2 separate regions of the Homo sapiens genome follow, and region 2 is linked to region 1. A link is an interaction called in ENCODE POLR2A ChIA-PET data of the cell type or tissue named here. Cell type or tissue: GM12878. All regions are shown on one strand. Links, peaks and the distances in the headings refer to the core of each region. The heading gives the core; the rest is flanking DNA.

What was found. ChIA-PET counts read pairs that join two places held together with the same protein. Peaks named below come from ENCODE experiments on the same cell type or tissue, not always from the same donor. Only the 100,000 strongest peaks of a DNase experiment are listed, where the experiment ranks them.
Region 2: POLR2A ChIA-PET joins it to region 1 with 5 read pairs; 2 of 35 experiments call an interaction of 5 or more read pairs at or near these places.

The regions. Positions count from the first base shown.
Region 1 is chr1:150,681,563-150,685,826 of GRCh38, reverse strand. The region is part of intron 2 of GOLPH3L (golgi phosphoprotein 3 like); the gene reads left to right. Among named protein-coding and RNA genes, the nearest start is that of GOLPH3L, 13 kb to the left of the region's middle. In GM12878, for the core only: no CTCF peak of the experiment used is centred there; a DNase peak (open chromatin) is centred at 1,696.
Region 2 is chr1:150,948,562-150,953,084 of GRCh38, reverse strand. SETDB1 (SET domain bifurcated histone lysine methyltransferase 1) reads right to left here. Exons shown (of 22, transcript NM_001366418.1): 11 at 3,807-3,963; 12 at 3,560-3,718; 13 at 1,995-2,627; 14 at 1,604-1,720. Among named protein-coding and RNA genes, the nearest start is that of CERS2, 24 kb to the left of the region's middle. RefSeq lists a cis regulatory region at 3,049 and an enhancer at 2,977-3,121. In GM12878, for the core only: no CTCF peak of the experiment used is centred there; no DNase peak of the experiment used is centred there.

The sequences.
Region 1 (4,264 bases), core at 1-4,000:
AAATAAAGAGAATTGTTCAGGATCGTTAACTGTTTAGTGTGACCCAAATAATTTCACCTCCTTGAATAGATTCTTATGGATTTTATTTTTTATATTTTTATTTTTATTTTTTGAGATGGACTCTCATTCTGTTGCCCAGGCTAGAGTGCAGCGGTGCGATCTCAACCCACTGCAACCTCCACCTCGTGGGTTCAAGCAATTCTCTTGCCTCAGCCTCCTGAGTAGCTGGGACTATAAGGTGCATGCCACCACGCCTGGCTAATTTTTTATTTTTAGTAGAGACAGGGTTTCACCATATTGGCCAGGCTAGTCTCAAACTCCTGACCTCAAGTGATCCACCTGCTTCAGCCTCCCAAAGTGCTGGGATTACAGGCATAAGCCACTGCATCTGGCCAGATTCATATGGATTTTAATTTATGCCTCCTATTAAGATAAAAGATTATTATGTTTCACAATAATATTTGGCATATGAGTTATTTTTCAGGTCTTATCCATATCTTTCTTGTTCAAATGTTTAATACCCCAGCAAAGCTCACTCCTGGAAAAAGATTTTGGGATCCTATAAAAAACATTAACTAGGCATCAATAATGTCAGAAAAAGGGAAAATACTACTGTAAGGAATTCTGAATGATTTTATTAGTTTTATTTTTACTTCAAATTTTCCATTCCATTGCCTCAAATATTAAGGAGGAAATAGGAAAATTCTATACATTATTTTTCTCTTCTCCTTTTTGAAACAAGATATTCTAGTCATAAAGGGCAACAAGTCCAAGTAAGAAGTTTGAATAACCCAACTGGCAAAAGGAAGATATGTTTAACGAATAAGTAAATAATATTTAATTATAATTATCATATTATCGCTGGGCATGGTGGCTCACACCTGTAATCCCAGCACTTTGGGAGGCCGAGGCGGGTGGATCACCTGAGGTCAGGAATTTGAGACCAGCCTGGCCAACATGGTGAAACCCCATCTCTACTAATAATACAAAAATTAGCTGGGCGTGGTAGTGCATGCCCGTAATCCCAGCTACTTGGGAGGCTGAGGCAGGAGAATTGCTTAAACCCAGGAGGCGGAGTTTGCAGTGAGCTGAGATCGCACCATTGCACTACAGTCTGGGCAGCAAGAGTGAAACTCTCTCCAAAAAAAAAATTAAAATAATCACATCAGAAGGTCTAGTGTACAAATAGTCATTATTTTTCTTGTCAGTTCACTCTTCAGCTATAGATTAGAACCCATGTCACACATGTTCCTTATGGAAGGAGGGAGACACTATTATACTAAAAAGAGATAAATATGAGTAAGCAAATAGTTATTTTTTCTTGCATCTTAAAGCTTAAAACCAAGGCTGGGCATCATGTCTCACACCTTTAATCTCAGCACTTTGGGAGGCTGAGGCAGGAGGATTGCTTGAGCCCAGGAGTTTGAAACGAGCCTAGGCAACATAGTGAGACCCTGTCTCTAAAAATAAATAAAACATTAAAAAAGCTTAAGACTAAATGACTAGACAAGCCTCTTCTAGATTTTTCTGTGAGAGTAGGATTATATTAGTTTGCTAAAGATGCCCTGCTAAAATACCACAGACTTGGTGGCTTAAATGACAGAAATTAATTTTCTCACAGTTCTAGGGATTAGAAGTCCAAGATCAAGATTGATGGGTTTGGTTTCTTCTGAGACTTCTCACCTTGCCCTGCAGACTTCCTGCTGTGTCCTCTATGCAAATGCCTTCCTGGCGTCTCTAGGTGTCCAAATTTCCTCCTCTCAAAAGAACACCAGTCAGATTGGTTTAGGGCCCACTATAACACCCTCATTTTAACTTAATCACCTCTTCTAAAAGCCCTATCTTCAAAGACAGATGTATTCTGAGGTAATGGGGGTTATAACTTCAACATATGAAATTTGAGGGGACACAATTCAGCTCATAACAATGATTTAGAAAGGTTTTAGAAAAAATAGGTTATGAAGATAATTGCATATTTATTTATGTACATCCGCCTGAAGGACAGCTCACTCTCAGGAAGTATCATTAAATTGTCTAATGATGTGATTTTTTTTCTCCAGCTCAAGTGAGCCAACATTTATTGAGTATCTCTCTTTTTTTTTTTTTTTTTTTTTTTTTTTTTTTTTTGAGAGAGAGTCTCGCTCTGTCACCCAAGCTGGAGTGCAGCAGCGTGATCTTGGCTCGCTGCTTCCGCCTCCTGGGTTCAAGTACTTCTGGTACCTCAGCCTCCCGAGTAGCTGGGATTACAGGCTCCCACCACCAAGCCCAGCTAATTTTTTTTTTTTTTTTTTTTTTGAGACAGAGTCTCTGTCGCCCAGGCTGGAGTGCAGTGGCGCGATCTCGGCTCACTGCAAGCTCCGCCTCCCGGGTTCACGCCATTCTCCTGCCTCAGCCTCCCGGGTAGCTGCGACTACAGGCGCCCACCACCACGCCCAGCTAATTTTTTGTATTTTTAGTAGAGACGGGGTTTCACCATGTTGGCCAGGATGGTCTCGATCTCCTGACCTCGTGATCCGCCCGCCTCGGCCTTCCAAAGTGCTGGGATTACAGGCGTGAGCCACCGCTCCAGGCCAATTTTTGTATTTTTAATAGCGATGGGGTTTCGCCATGTTGCCTGGGCAGGTCATGAACTCCTGACCTCATGTGATCTGCCTGCCTCGGCCTCCCAAAGTGCTGGGACTATAGGCATGAGCCACTGCACCCGGCCTTGAGTACCTCCTTGATGCAAGGCACTGAGAAAAGTAAGGAAAATATAAAAGTAAGTAAGATGCGCTTATCTTCCTACAGAAGCATAGGGATTTGATAGAGGAGAAAAGATATTTATGCAGTAACCATACAGCTAGACACAGTATGTAAGTACTAGGAGAAAGGTACCAAAAAAATGCTATAGGAACATGGAAAAGGAAGAAAGTCCGTGCCAGTTATTCTTTATTTTCTCTGTTTGACCTTACCTATTCACAGTTGTCCAAGAAGTTTAAGGTAGGAATGGCAAATAGAAAAAAATACTGAATCAAAGGGTTTGAGGTTACTGTATTCTCTTTTTTATTTGTTTTCTTTTTTAGTTAGTTTTTAAAATTTGTCTAAGATATAAAAGTAATTTTATTACTTTTTGATACTTTAAAAGTGAAATACATTTACCCTAAGAAATTCAGACAGAGATCTACATGAGAACACTTTTTTTTTTTTTTTTTTTTTTTTTTTTTGAGAAAGAGTCTGTCACCAAGACTGGAGTGCAGTGGCACTATCAGGGCTCACTGAAGCCTCACCTTCCCCAGGAGCAGGTGATCCCCCTGCCTCAGCTTCCCAAGTAGCTGGAACTACAGGTGCAGGCCACCACGCCCAGCTAATTCTTTGTAATTTTTATAGAGCTGGGATTTTGCCATGTTGCCCAGGCTGGTCTCAAACTCCTAGACTCAAGTGATCTACCTGCCTCAGCCTCCCAAAGTGCTGGGATTACAGGTGTGAGCCACCGCTCCTGGCCCTCCATGAGAACACTTACTGGGATGATAGAAGTGTTGCAGATCTTGCTTGGGGTGTGAGATAACATGGATATATGCTTTTGTCAAAACTCACTGAACTTAACATCTATGCATTTCACTCTATGTAAATTATACCTTTTTTTAAAGGTGTAAAGAAGAAAATAAAAACCACCTATAATCTTGCTTCCCAAAGATAACTACTGTTAAAATTGTAATATATATCCTTATAGACTGTTTTCAGTGCATATATATGTATACACAGATGCATCATTTTTTTTTTTCTTTGAGACATTGTCTCCTCTGTCACTCAGGCTGGAGTGCCGTGGTACCTGCAGCTCACTGAAAGCTCCACCTCCCAAGTTCAAGCAATTCTCATGCCTCAGTTACCAGAGTAGATGGGATTACAGGCGCCTGCCACATACCCAGCTAATTTTTGTATTTTTAGTAGAGACAGGGCTTTGCCACGTTGGCCAGGCTGGTCTTGAATTCATGGCCTCAGGTGATCCACCTGCCTCAGCCTCCCAAAGTGCTAGGATTACAGGTGTGAGCCACCATGCCCAGCCACAGATGCATAATTACCAAAAAATTGATTATAATCAGACATATCATTTTGTAGCCTTCTTTTTCCAAGTATTATAATGTGGACATATTTTATGCCAATAAATATAAACATACCCCATTATTTTTAATGGTTTCATAGGATTCCATTGAATAAATGTATATTATTATTAACTTTAAGGTTAGTCTGCAACCTCCCTGAGAGCAGGACTGTGTTTTCCTGGCTT
Region 2 (4,523 bases), core at 267-4,266, 270 kb before region 1:
CCAGGGCTTACTCCTGAGCCGCCTTCTCTATTATCAACATTGTCTCTAGGTGAACTTATTCAGGCTTTAAATACTCCTGTGCTGATGATTCCTAAATTTTTATATCCCACTCTCTCCAGAAATCCCAGTGTCTTCTTGACATTTCTACTTGGATTGCCTGACAGGCATTTCAAACTTTTTGTTTTGTTTTGTTTTCTGAGACTGAGTTTCGCTCTTGTTGCCCAGGCTGGAGTGCAATGGTGCGATCTTAGCTCACCACAACCTCCGCCTCCCAGATTCAAGCAATTCTCCTGCCTCAGCCTCCCGAGTAGCTGAGATTACAGGCATGCGCCACCATGCCCGGCTAATTTTTTTTTTTTGTATTTTTAGTAGAGACGGGATTTCTCCATGTTGGTCAAGGCTGGTCTTGAACTCCCGACCTCAGGTGATCCGCCCGCCTCAGCCTCCCAAAGTGCTGGGATTACAGGCGTGAGCCACTGCGCCCGGCGGCATTTCAAACTTAACATGGCCAAAACAAAAACTGAATTTCACTCAAACCTACTACTCCTTCGGTCTTCCATCTCAGTAAAAAGCACCAACAACCACTAAGATGCTCAAGCCAAAAATTTAGGAATTGTCCTTGATTCTACTCTTTCCCCCCACTCCATAATCTATCCAATTCTGTAGCTCTACCTATTAATACAGCCCAAATCTATCCTTCTTACCTCTACTATCACCTCCATTCTATTGCAAGTCATAGCTGCAACAATGTCTCTCTCTGCTGTACTCCTATAACGATCTCCTAATTGGTCTTCCAAAATCTACTTTTGCCATCCTAAGACCTATGATCTACAAAGAAGCCAGAGTAATCTGAAAAAGGCAGGTCACATCACTTGGCAGCTTAAAATCCTGTAAGAGCACCATGAATTTGATTCTAACTTTTCTTTTTTTTTTTTTAAGGCAGAGTCTCGCTCTTGTCACCCAGGCTGAAGTGCAGTGGCATGATCTTGGCTCACTGCAACCTCTGCCTCCTGGATTCAAGCGATTCTCCTGCCTCAGCCTCCCAAGTAGTTGGGACTGCAGGCACCCGCCACCACCCCCGGCTAATTTTTGTATTTTTAGTAGAGACAGGGTTTCACCAGGTTGGCCAGGCTGGTCTCAAACTCCTGACCTCAGGTGATCCACCCACCTTGGCCTCCGAAAGTGCTGGGATTACAGGTGTGAGCCACTGTGCCAGCCTGATTCTAACTTTTTTCATTCTGATTTACAAAGCCCTATGTAATCAGGTCCCTGCCTACTTCTCCTCTCTGAACACATTTCACTTACAAGTGTAAATCACAATCTGTTAAGACATTCATTTAGCTATGAAATTAAGATAATCTTTTTTTGCAACAGAAAATTGCTAGATACTATTCAATCATTCTATGTCTTCATTTCAAGGAAGGTCCAAGAAAAAAAATGTGTTTTGGAAGTCATGAAATAAGATCTAATTAATAAAATGCCTCATCTGGTATTCTATTTTTGGTTCCAATTTTTAGATTTCTGATGATTTCTATAAGCACAGAAAAACAAGAACATGCTCCTCAGTCTCTCTGAGGTACTGTGCCATTCCTTGACCACTTACCCTGTGGGTAGACACTCTTCTAGTCTCTTGTACTGGTAGCCAGAGTTAGGGTTGATTTGGCCTCCTGGGGTACAGGCTGTAGCCTGGATAGTTAGTTGATGGCAGGCACACTTGGACCTATATGACAGAGGGAAATAAAGGAAAGGAGCGGGGGGATCAGAGAACAAAAATAACACAATACACATGTACCCAAGGTTGCTCAGTGTGGCCATGTCAGACTCCAGCCTCCCTACCTCATAGCTTTCATGGAGGCCTTATAGCAGGAGTTCCAGGTGAGGGAGGAGGTAAAGGAAGATGGGGAAAGCAGTACAGATACAAGGCAAAGGAAGAGGTGAAACAGACACCATAACAAAGTTGGAAGCAGGGGCAGCAATTCCCCCCACCAACTCACTTGTCCCGACACCCATCCTTGCAGTCACAGCCAACCAGAAATTCAGGGCCTGTGTTAATGAAAACACCCTTGCCCGGGATACGTTCCTTGCTGTAGGCCACCTGGGGTGGAGGGGTTGTGTCAATCTCATTGACACAGGATAGGGGAACATCTTCCTTCCCATAAGTGATGTCCAAAATATAGTAAAAAGGCTTATAGGGCTGAAACTTTCGGTCCACAAGAACATATGGATCCAAACAGAACATCTCCAGGAAGAGGAAGTCACAGCCAGTCTCGAAAAGGTAGCGTTCTATCTCCTGCATTGTCCGAAGGCAGAGACCACAAGGTGTCTTATAGATAACATGAAAGCCCATCTTGCGGTTAACTCGACGCCGGGCTGTCATCCGCCGGAAGTCATATAGTAACGGGACCAGCAGAGGGTTCTTGCCCCGGTACTGCTCATTCCTCATAGGTCTGACTCGAGACAGACAGGTATAGCTGCAGACATGAGGTAAGTAGAAAAGCTTCTCCATGGGAGCACGGTAGGAGGGCTCTGCTGGGGCCCGCTCCAGCATGCCATGGAAGACTGGGGGTGCTGGAGGGGCCGGGAGTGCTGAGGGTGCTGGGGCAGAGGCTGTGGAGCCTAAAGGTGATCTGCAAATGAGATGCAAGTGATCAGATCGGAAGGCAACAGGACCTCTGTTTTATAATTAACCCTCCAGGTAGCTAAGCCATTTCTCTCATCTTTCAAACAGCTGTGCTCCTGAAGCTAAAGATGATTCAAGAAAGATCTTCCCTTGCCCTACCAAACCTGGACAATGAAACTCCCTGGTTACTCTTCACTGACTGATAACATCTCTATTTCTCTTTTTTTTTTTGAGACAAGTTTCGCTCTTTTTGCCTAGGCTGGAGTACAATGGCACGATCTTGGCTCACCACAACCTCTGCCTCCTGGGTTCAAGCGATTCTCCTGCCTCAGCGTCCTGAGTAGCTGGGATTACAGGCATGCGCCACCACGCCTGGCTAATTTTGTATTTTTTAGTAGAGACAGGGTTTCTCCATGTTGGCCAGGCTGGTCTCGAACTCCCGACCTCAGGTGATCCACCCGCCTCGGCCTCCCAAAGTGCTGGGATTACAGGCATGAGCCACCGCGCCCGGCCTAACATCTCTATTTCAACAGTATACCTTTTCCTAAAATGTATTTGCCTGTGAATTATGGAAGTAGAATCCAGTCTTCTACCAATGTTTTTTTGGTCTGCTGCGTGTTCTAAAAATGTCCTTACTAACTCCAAGGAAAGAGGCTGTGGTGTTTCCTTTCTATTTTAGCAATGATGGCACCATGTTCAACAAGAAGTTTTAACAAATGGCTTTCAGATGATACCATATTTCCAAGCACCCAGCTTCCAATTCAATTATTCTTACTTTCTATTTCTTAGGAACTTCTATGGGTAAAGCTTCCTTTTCAAGTCCAAACTCCTCACTATCATAAGCTTAAACTAAGCCCTTCGCTTACAGCCAAGGAACCTTCCCCTACACAGTGACCACTCATTGCTATCCTGCCTACAGAGAGCCTCAGATTTTCTCACCTATATGTCTGGTTGATCCCAGGTTTCCCACCAGAGACATTTTCACTGAGTGCAGGAGATGTAGGGGAGGAATGACCAGAGCCCACAGATCCTGGTCGAAAGGACGTGCTCTTTTTGGCTACCTGCTTCCGTGACTGGGCAAGCTGGCTTTCCAAGCTTCTAGGAGATTAGAGAAGAGGGCATATAGTAAGGGATGTGGAAAATATAATATGAAAGAAACTGAAGAAAAAGAAAGAATAACACTCACTCACTGTCACCTGCTTGGGGGGATAGAGGTGGAGCAGGTGGGAAAGGTGGGGCAGGTGGAGCTGTAGGCTGTGGGGGTTCCACTGGCTTGAACTGGGTTCCAGTACCGGTCAGATCCTGTGTGTACTGGACAACAGGGCCTTTGCTCCTCACAGCACCTATAGGAAAAAGGAAATTGAGCACTGAGAAGATGATAGCTATGACGCTTGTATTCAGTCACACATCTGATCCTTAACTTATACAATATAAAAAGGAAGCAATGGCTGGGCGCAGTGGCTCTTGCCTGTAATCCCAGCAGTTTGGGAGGCCGAAGTGGGCAGGTTGCTTGAGGTCATGAGTTTGAGACCAGCCTGGCCAACATGGTGAAACCCCGTCTCTACTAAAAATACAAAAATTAGATGGGCATGGTGGTGCACATCTGTAATTCCAGCTGCTCGGAAGGCGCAGGACAATCACTTGAAACCAGGAGGTGGAGGTTGCAGTGAGCCGAGATCACATCACTGTACTCCAGCCTGGGCAACAGAACAAGACTTCGTCTCAAAAAAAAAAAGCAGCAATGGACACATTTTGAGTAAGTGCTTAGACTCTCAGTTCCCATTATTGACTGGCATGGACGCTGGCATACATTGTTTTTTGACTTAGATAATACTTTTTCTTTTATTAAAGTGAAAGCAAGTTTATTCACAAAGTAAAGGAATAAAAGAATAACGGCCAGGCG